3 separate regions of the Mus musculus genome follow, and regions 2 and 3 are each linked to region 1. Evidence: chromatin contacts called from ENCODE Hi-C or POLR2A ChIA-PET data. All regions are on one chromosome and are shown on one strand. Each heading gives the region's core, a stretch centred on a gene start or an enhancer-like site at or near the end of the contact. The rest is flanking DNA. Distances are from core to core; before and after follow the strand shown. Region 1 holds the start of Mafk (v-maf musculoaponeurotic fibrosarcoma oncogene family, protein K (avian)). Region 2 holds the start of Psmg3 (proteasome (prosome, macropain) assembly chaperone 3). Region 3 holds the start of Micall2 (MICAL-like 2).

Region 1 (2,700 bases), core at 76-2,575:
GGAGGTATGGCCTTGTTGGAATAGGTGTCTCACTGTGGGTGTGGGCTTTAAGACCCTCATCCTTACTGCTTGGAAGTCAGTCTTCCTAGCAGCCTTCAGATGAAGATGTAGAACTCTCAGCTCTGCCTGCACCATGACTGCCTGGATGCTACCATGATCCTTGATGATAATGGACTAAACCTCTGAACCTATAAGGCAGCCCTAACTAAATGTTGTCCTTATAAGAGTTACCTTGGTCGTGGTGACTATTCACAGCAGTAAAAACCTAACTAAGACACTATCCATTGCTTACAGGGAGAGGGAGAGGGGGGAGGGGGAGGGGAGGGGGAGGGGGAGAGGGAGAGGGAGGGAGGAGAGGGAGGGAGGAGAGGGAGAAGGGGGGAGGGGGAGGGGGAGGGGGAGGGGCAGGCTTAGGTGAAGGCACTTAGGGTGAAGGCAGAAGGATTAAGAGCTTCAAGACAGTGCCAGTGAGGTGGCTCAGTGGGTAAAGGTACCAAGTCTGAGTTCAATTTTCGGAACCCAAAAGTGGAAAGAAAAAACAGATTCCCTAAAGTTGCCCTCTGACTTCCACACATTCGTGGTAGTGTGTGCACACCAATCCACATACATATGAACACACATATAAATAAGTAAAAAAAAAAAATAAAGTTTTATAAGTGTTCCAGGCCACTCTGAGCTGCACAGTGAGACCTTACCTCTGTCTCAGATATAAATCAAAAGGTCATGGTATGGGTCAGAAGAGGATGCTACATACATATCTCTTTCTCCTTTGTAGGGTGCATCTGCCTTGCTGATTATGTGGTGTAACTGAGCCACTTCGCCACCTTGACGTGGGCTTGGTGTTAGGTCCAGAACATGGTCACTAGCCAGTTGGCCTCTATTCTCTCTGCCAAGACCCGGGGAGGCTCCAGCAGCCTCAGGATCACAGTGAGTAGCATAGACGACAGTGGGTGACATAGAGACATAATGCCCAGGCTGAAAGTTCAAGGAAACGTGGGGTCCATACCCAGTGTGCGTCACGCTCGCCTGACACCCCCTACCTTGGGAAAGGAGCACAGACCCCGCCCCGGGTGTGTTGGGGATGGACAGGGCCAGGAGCTCAGCAATGAGACAACTGCACGTGGAAGCATGTAGGAGGACCCAGGGACTGGGGCAGCGAGGGGCGTGGCCATCAGGGGCGTGGTGCCGACGCGCGGCCAGAGAGGGCGTGGTTTTGGTGAGCGAAGAAGCGTGAGCAACAGGGGCGTGATCACTAGGGGCGTGGCCATCGCGGGGGCGGGGCGGTGACGCGCTTCGACGCGCGATCCCGGAAGCGGTGTCAGTACTGGGGAGCCGGCGGCGGGCGGCGGGTGGCAGGGACTTGTTGTTCTTCGCCGAGTCGGAACGAGAAGTCCGAAGCGCGCAGGCGGAGACGGCGACTAAGGGGAGCGCGAGAGCAGAAGCGCTTGTGAAGAGTGCGTGTCCGCAAGGAGCCGCCGCGCCCGGCCCCGCGCGCGACCCGGGTGAGTGAGGGGCTTCGGGAACTGGGTAGGGGAACCCAGAGTTCGTGCACCTGCGGGAGGAGCACCCCGAAGGCCGCGGGACCCAGCCTGGGCCTCGAGCACGTGCCACGCGGGACCTAGCTCAAGGCCCACACGGGACCCACCACGTGCGGGAGAGTGGCACCCGGGAGCCGTGCGCACCTGGCCATTTCCGTCGGCGTAGAATTCGCCCCCACCTCGCCCCCGGCCGGGACCCCGAAAGGGCCTGAGTAACTGGTGTCACTTTCTAATCAGCTGACCGGCCAGCGGTGCCGGATGTGGAAGCTGTGGGTGGGGAGCGAGGCAGGTGACCGTCTTGGCCAGCCTATCGCTTCCGTCACTTTCTTCAGGTGTGGTCTGGGGCCAAGGTCCCATCCAACTCTGAAGTGCGAGGTTCCCTAGTAGGGTGAGCGGATAGGCGTGTTAAGAGTGTGCATGTTTACGAGCGTGCGGCGAGAAATCAGAAGCAAAAACTCTAGCAAATTACAGGTGAAGAAAGCCTCGTGGGTCCTAGGTGCCTAGATTAGATCTCTTTGGGGGAGATAGACTCCTCTTCTGGTATCCTTGAGATAACAGCCACTCCAGCCTCCTAGAACTTGCCCCGTAAGAACGCAGTCGGTATTTGGGAGGTGAGGCTGCTTGGTGCTCTTGTTTCTCTAGGGAAGTTAGTCTGAGCCTCGCTTTTCACACAGCTCTCATTGCTAACACAGATGCACTTTAACAGTTCGCCTTCCAATTGATGGACAGGCACTCAGTACACTCAGTCCTCAAAAGCTAGCTTGTGTCTCAGCTGGTAGGTAGTTCACCCCTTCCACTCCTGTGGAGTCACTAAAATTAGCCCTGGGACCCCAGAGGTTGGCACTGCTGAGGTCATACTGTGGCAGCAACATTTCAGAAGGTATCTGGTGGAGTGCACGTGGGTACTTTGATGCTTTGAGCTGGTGTTTTAGGGCCAGGTAACTTCTTTCAAAGGTGTTGGTCTAAAGCCATTATGTTATGGTGGCACATGCTTGTACTCCTAGCACATGGGAGTCTGAGGCAGGAAGATCTTGAGTTTAAGGTTAGCCTGGATTGCTTAGCTAGTTCAAGACCAGCCTTAGTTACATAGCGAGACACTGTCACACAAAACCAAACTGAAACAGTAGGTGTGAATTTAAGCATGTGGATGGAGTCAAGAAAG
Region 2 (2,700 bases), core at 145-2,644, 35 kb after region 1:
AATAAGGTCTATCCCTTAGCTGGCCTCAGCTCAGTCTGATCACAAACTTGTAGCAATTTTTCTGCCGCAGCCTCCCCCTGAAAGGATTACAGGTGTGTATAGTCACACTGGGGACAAACACTGTCTGCTCCTAATGCTTTCCTTAAGAGACCTAGGCCAGCGTCTCACGCTTTCCCCAAACCCCCTAAGCTAGGACAACAGTGATTCAGAGCACCACGTGGACTGCATAAAGCAGACAGAGGGAACTGCCCAGGAGGCAGTATTAAGACTTTTCCTTGGTACCTCTGCCTACCGTCTCTCTGGTTACTCCTAATCAAGACAGACAGGCCTGCAAAGGGAACTGTTGTCAAGACTCAAGAAGCAGACATAAACATAGAGCCATCAGGACAGGGTCAAACTGAGGAAATGGCTATGTCATAAAAATCAATCCCTCCCCGAGTGTTGAGTAAAATGCTAACACGCTGGGAAAAGCATCACTCGAGCCAGCCAGGACACCCTCAGTCCAGAATGGCCCTGGAAAATGCTCACTGCGCATAGTTTGGGTACGTATGGAGTTGTGCCTATCAGGCACCCCATATCCCTATGGACAAATGACAGCAGAAAAAAAGATGCTCTCAACTCCCATTACCTCGTCCTGCCCGAGGAGGACTCTCGTGGTGAGCACTGGCTTGCTGATGTCATTGGCCACATTGCTGGGCTCCAAGGACACTAGCGTACCCATCTTCCCGAACTGGGTCACCACAACTAGGATGTGGCTGCTGAAGGCCGTGCAGACCACCTGGGTGGGCACACCGCACACCACTTCTGTCTTCTGTTTAGATACTACCAGTGGTTTGTCTTCCATGGTCCCGTTCTTCAGCGGAGGCTTTAGTTTTAAAAGAAAAGAAAACAAGGGATGGAGCAATCAGAATCGGACACAACCTGGAGCTCGACAGCAGAAATGACAAGCGGCCCATTCCAAGCTGCACGTGGTGGCACATGTCTGCCATCCCAGGACAGGGGACGCTGAGGCTGGAGAAGTCCCAGTTCGAGGCCAGCCTGAGCTACATGGGGGAGACCCTGTTATCAATACCACGCCCCAACCCAAAAGCGAGTGCGCGCATGCTCGTGCGGGCTTTTGTGAGCGTCTTTGTCCCGCCGCACTGCTTGCGATGACCGCCATCCCCGCGACTAGCTGTCCCACTTCCAGATTATCAGGGATGAGGAAAACGGCCGAGCTCACCGGGGAGCCCCGACGGCGCAGGACTGGGGATGGCTGGATCACTACTGACAGCAGTTGGGACCGAAACCCTCGGCAACCAGCGCTCACCCCACCAGCAGCGCCAGAAAGCGGTTTCAGGGAGCAACTAAGCCAGCAATGGTTTAGCAGAAGTCCCGGCGAGAACTTCCGGTTCCTGTCCGTTGGGCCTAAGGTCCGTAGGCCACGGCAGTCCCAGGGCCTAAGGTTCCGTGCTGCAAAGGAGCCGTCCAGGCTTCGTGTTAAAGGGACAGTGTGCCTCTCCGAGCTCCAGGATCTCGGTGGCGGTGCTTGACCACCTGTGTAGGGAGCTTTGTGTCCTAGCTGTGGACACAAAATAATATTTGTTTTAATATTATTAATATTTTAATATTTGTTTTCACTTGGTGTGTACCTGGCTTTGGCTAAGGCACACTTAATATACAGTAACTTGTTTCGTCTGTTTGTCTGTCAGTTTTGCCTCTTTTAGTCACGGTATCTCCGTGTAGCCCTAGTTGTCCTGGAACTCACTATGTCGACCAGGCTGGCCTCAAACTCACATATCCTCCCGAGTTCTAGGATTATTTCCTCCTCCTCCTCCTCCTCCTCCTCCTCCTCCTCCTCCTCCTCCTCCTCCTCCTCCTCCTCCTCCTCCTTCTTTTCCTCTTCTCCTCCTCCCCCTCCTCTTCTGTTTTTTGAGACAGGGTCACAAGTACCCTAGGTTGATCAAGGAAAATATTGAACTCCTGATTCTCCTTCCAAGTGCAGGGATGACAGGAACACACCCCACACATGGTTTGCTGGTGTGGGGATAACATCCAGGAGTTTATGTATGCTACGCAAGCATTCACAAACTGAGCCAAATCCCAACCATCATTTTTTTCTCCTTCCCTCTTTCTTTCATTTTTTTCCTTTTTTCTTGTGGGTATCGAGGAGCAAGTCTCATTTACACTAATTATTGTTCATCTTGCAGAATACTTAAAAGAATTAAACAGTATTTGTTTGTTTGTTTATTTATTTGCATGAGTATTTTTGCCTTCCTGTATATGGTGTCATGTGCATGCAGTACCCACAGAGGCCAGAAGAGGGTGTTGTGTTTCCTAGATTTGGAGTTACAGACAGTTATGTGCTGCCATGTAGGTGATGGGAACTGAACCTGGTCCTCAGCAAGAGCAACAAGTGGTGCTCTTAATGGTGACCTGTTAAATCAAAGCACTTTTTTCTTAAAATTATAGACTGTAAATTGAGCATATCCCCCTTCCCTCTATCTTCCCTTTTCTCCCCTCCTTCCTGTTTGTTTTCTTAAATGTACACCACACACACACACACACACACACACACACACACACACACACACACGGTTCAGTGTGACTATGTAAAATCTAGGCCCCACCAGTCAGAGAAAACATATGGTGTCTGTCTTTCTGAGACTGGCATAATTTGCTTAACACGATTATCTTCGGTTTCATCTACTTTCAAGAATA
Region 3 (2,717 bases), core at 185-2,684, 55 kb before region 1:
ATCCATCTCCCTGAGAGTGACTGAGGCTCATGCCATGGGGCCCTCCCAAGCAGCTCGGGGGTTGGGGTGGGGAATTCATAACCACAGGGCAGAAGCCTACTTCTTGCTCAAGATTCCGGCTTCCTGAGCAGAGCAAAGCTTGGCACAAGGGAGTCTGATAGCACCAGGCCTGGCTCTTCCTGACACATTGTGTAACACGAACAATATTTGTTTGTTTTTCCTTTTCGGAGCCTCAGTTTCCCCATCTGCACAGCAAGAAGGCTGGCTGAGGTGGGCTCCACAGGTGCTGCCTGGAGCCTCACTCAGCCCTAAGACCTCCCTGGGAAACACTCCCAGACCAGCCAACTCTGCATTTATGTACCATGTACAGGAGAATGCTTTCCTCTGAAGGGCATGGGCTGTAGGTGATCTTGTCCCATTTCAGGACTCTGGTCACCAGACTAACTTAGGTCCCTGTAACAGAGTCTGCCTAAGTGTTTGCTAAGTGAATAACTGATAGAACAGTTTGAGTTGTGGGCCAAGGTCCTTCAACAAGACAGAGCTGGCTTGCTTCCCAACTTCCTATGCCAAGACTCTTCTTCTATAGAAGGCTTTAGACCCAATCCCTGTCCTCTCCTACAACTTCCAAGGATGATGGCCCAGACTCCATTGTCTCCTGTCATTCTAAGGTGCTAAAAGGCTTGCGCTTCCCTCTTTGATTGCTTTCCCAAAGATGCCTAGACAAATTAGAGGAGGGGCAGTAATCCCACTAGAAGCCTCAAATGGCCCTGATCTTGGGGCCAGACCTCAGACCCCCAGGAGCTGTTCCTTTGCCCTTTCTCAGGGAGCTCGGGGAAGGCGGACGCTGCCCTGAGTCACCACTGACTAAGCCGGCTGGACAGCCCATGTCCTGGCCCCTGGCCCAGCTGCACTTGGTGGCCTGCACAGAGGCTACTTGACTGCCACAGCCTTGGAGACCACCAAATAGGCTGTACCTGCAGGTCTCTGCTCTACCCCGGGTGGCCCATCTGAGAGGGGTGTGTCTGAAACCTCCGACCCGGATCCCAAGGCAGGCGTGGCCTCAGTTTCCCGTTTGCAGCGGCACATCAGAGCCCGACAGAGGGGTTAAAGAGCACTCACATAAGGTCAGGCCGGTGTCGGTGCAAGATAGCGCAGAAGGCCAGGCCATCGCGGAACGAGGTGGTCATGTTGGTGATGCTCACGTCCCGGTAGCCCTCGCACTGCTGCCGGCACCATTCTTGCAGGGCCTTTATGGCGGCCATATGGGCGGCAGGACGGGCTGGCGGCTCGAGGAGCTGGCTACAGGCCCCTCTTGGGCCCGAGACGCGCAGGAGGCCCGGACCCGCCGACCACCAGCCGGGCTGGAAGAAGAGAACACCGGGAGACCGGCGCCCCACACACTCTTGACGCCTGCGAGGCCGCCGGCCCCGCCCCCTAGAGGCCCCGCCTCTTCAGACCCGCCCCCACAAGATCACGCCTCTTGAAGGCCTGGCTCACCAGCTCCAAGCTCCACACAGGCTCCTTGTTCCGGCCGCACCGCCCCAGTTTGGTCAGGCCACACCCACGCCCCACAAAGGGCACGCCCACATAAGACCACGCCCCCTCTTTCCTGGGACTTGAAGAATAGGGGCCCGGTACTCTGGGCGTTGGCTCCCGCCTTGGCCTTTAGCCATAACTCCCAGCAGAGGCGTCGGGGTTTTCTTTTTTTGTTTTCCTTGAGACCGGGACCAATGTAGCTCGCATTGGCCTCTAGCTTATTATAAAAGCAAAGATGACCTTGTGTTTCAGATTCCCCAGCCTCCACCTCCTTTACTGCTCTCGGATTACAGGCTTGTGCCCCACACCATGCCTGGTTTGTGCAGTGCTGGGTATGGACCCTGAGGCTTCCTGCATGCCAGGCAAGCATACCACCAGCTGAGCTACACTCCCAGCTACGGTTTTCTTTCTTACTTTTAATTCTATCTTATGCATATGGGCTTTGGTCTGAAAGTGTATCTGCACCCCTTGTGTGTCTGGTAGCCCGGGAGACCTGAAGAAGGCCCCTGCTCTTCTAGAATCGGAGTTGGAGCGGGTTGTGCTGCCATGTGGGTGCTGGAAACTAAACCCCAGGACTTCTGGAAGAGCAGCAAATGCTCTTAACGACTGACCCATCTCTCCAGTCCAAACCCGCAACAGCGTTCTTTTATTTTATTTTATTTTTTAAAGTTGAGGCCAAGCTGCCTAGTCTGCCTAACTCATCCTCCTGCCTCAGCCTCTAGAGTTGGCAGCCTGTTGACAAATGGGAAAACAGAGGCTAGGGTAGATGCAACCTCTGAGGAGTGTCCCTTTTCAGGGTCTACAAAGCTGTCTGGTTGGAAGCTGGGGTGGACCTTGCTGAGTAGTGTGCTTTCCCATCAGACAGATACTGGTCGTGATGGCACACACCTGGAATCCCAGCCCTCAGCGGGGAGAAGCTGGAAGATCAGAAATCCAAGCTTATCCCAGGATACATATGGGGTGCAAGGCTGACATGGGCGACCTGAGACCCTGTCTCAAACTTTAAAATACTGTCTGCTTTCCCTTCACCCTCAAGGGTGCCAAGCCAGCCAGAATAACCGCTCTACATTCACAGAGGAGGAAAGGAAGGCTGAGGGGGCACGCTCCAGGGGTCTTGAGACAGGAGACTCTTAGCCTCTTTCAAGTCTCTGAGGATGCCAGGGGTGATTAAGGAAAGTACC

The links. A loop is a pair of places that touch in the nucleus more often than their neighbours do. ChIA-PET counts read pairs that join two places held with the same protein, here RNA polymerase II (POLR2A).
Region 2: POLR2A ChIA-PET joins it to region 1 with 42 read pairs in Patski. The contact joins the promoter of Psmg3 here to the promoter of Mafk in region 1. A Hi-C loop is called at or near these places in 3 of 37 maps with a recorded cell type or tissue (adrenal gland, gastrocnemius and heart). POLR2A ChIA-PET finds 5 or more read pairs at or near these places in 1 of 5 experiments (Patski).
Region 3: POLR2A ChIA-PET joins it to region 1 with 14 read pairs in Patski. The contact joins the promoter of Micall2 here to the promoter of Mafk in region 1. POLR2A ChIA-PET finds 5 or more read pairs at or near these places in 2 of 5 experiments (Patski and embryonic stem cell).

Annotation. Positions count from the first base shown.
Region 1 is chr5:139,790,211-139,792,910 of GRCm38, forward strand. It overlaps Mafk (v-maf musculoaponeurotic fibrosarcoma oncogene family, protein K (avian)), which reads left to right and starts at 1,326. Exons shown (of 3, transcript NM_010757.2): 1 at 1,326-1,502.
Region 2 is chr5:139,825,500-139,828,199 of GRCm38, forward strand. Psmg3 (proteasome (prosome, macropain) assembly chaperone 3) reads right to left here and starts at 1,395. Exons shown (of 3, transcript NM_025604.4): 1 at 1,223-1,395; 2 at 629-865. The coding sequence starts at 844.
Region 3 is chr5:139,734,899-139,737,615 of GRCm38, forward strand. It overlaps Micall2 (MICAL-like 2), which reads right to left and starts at 1,435. Exons shown (of 17, transcript NM_174850.3): 1 at 1,120-1,435. The coding sequence starts at 1,262.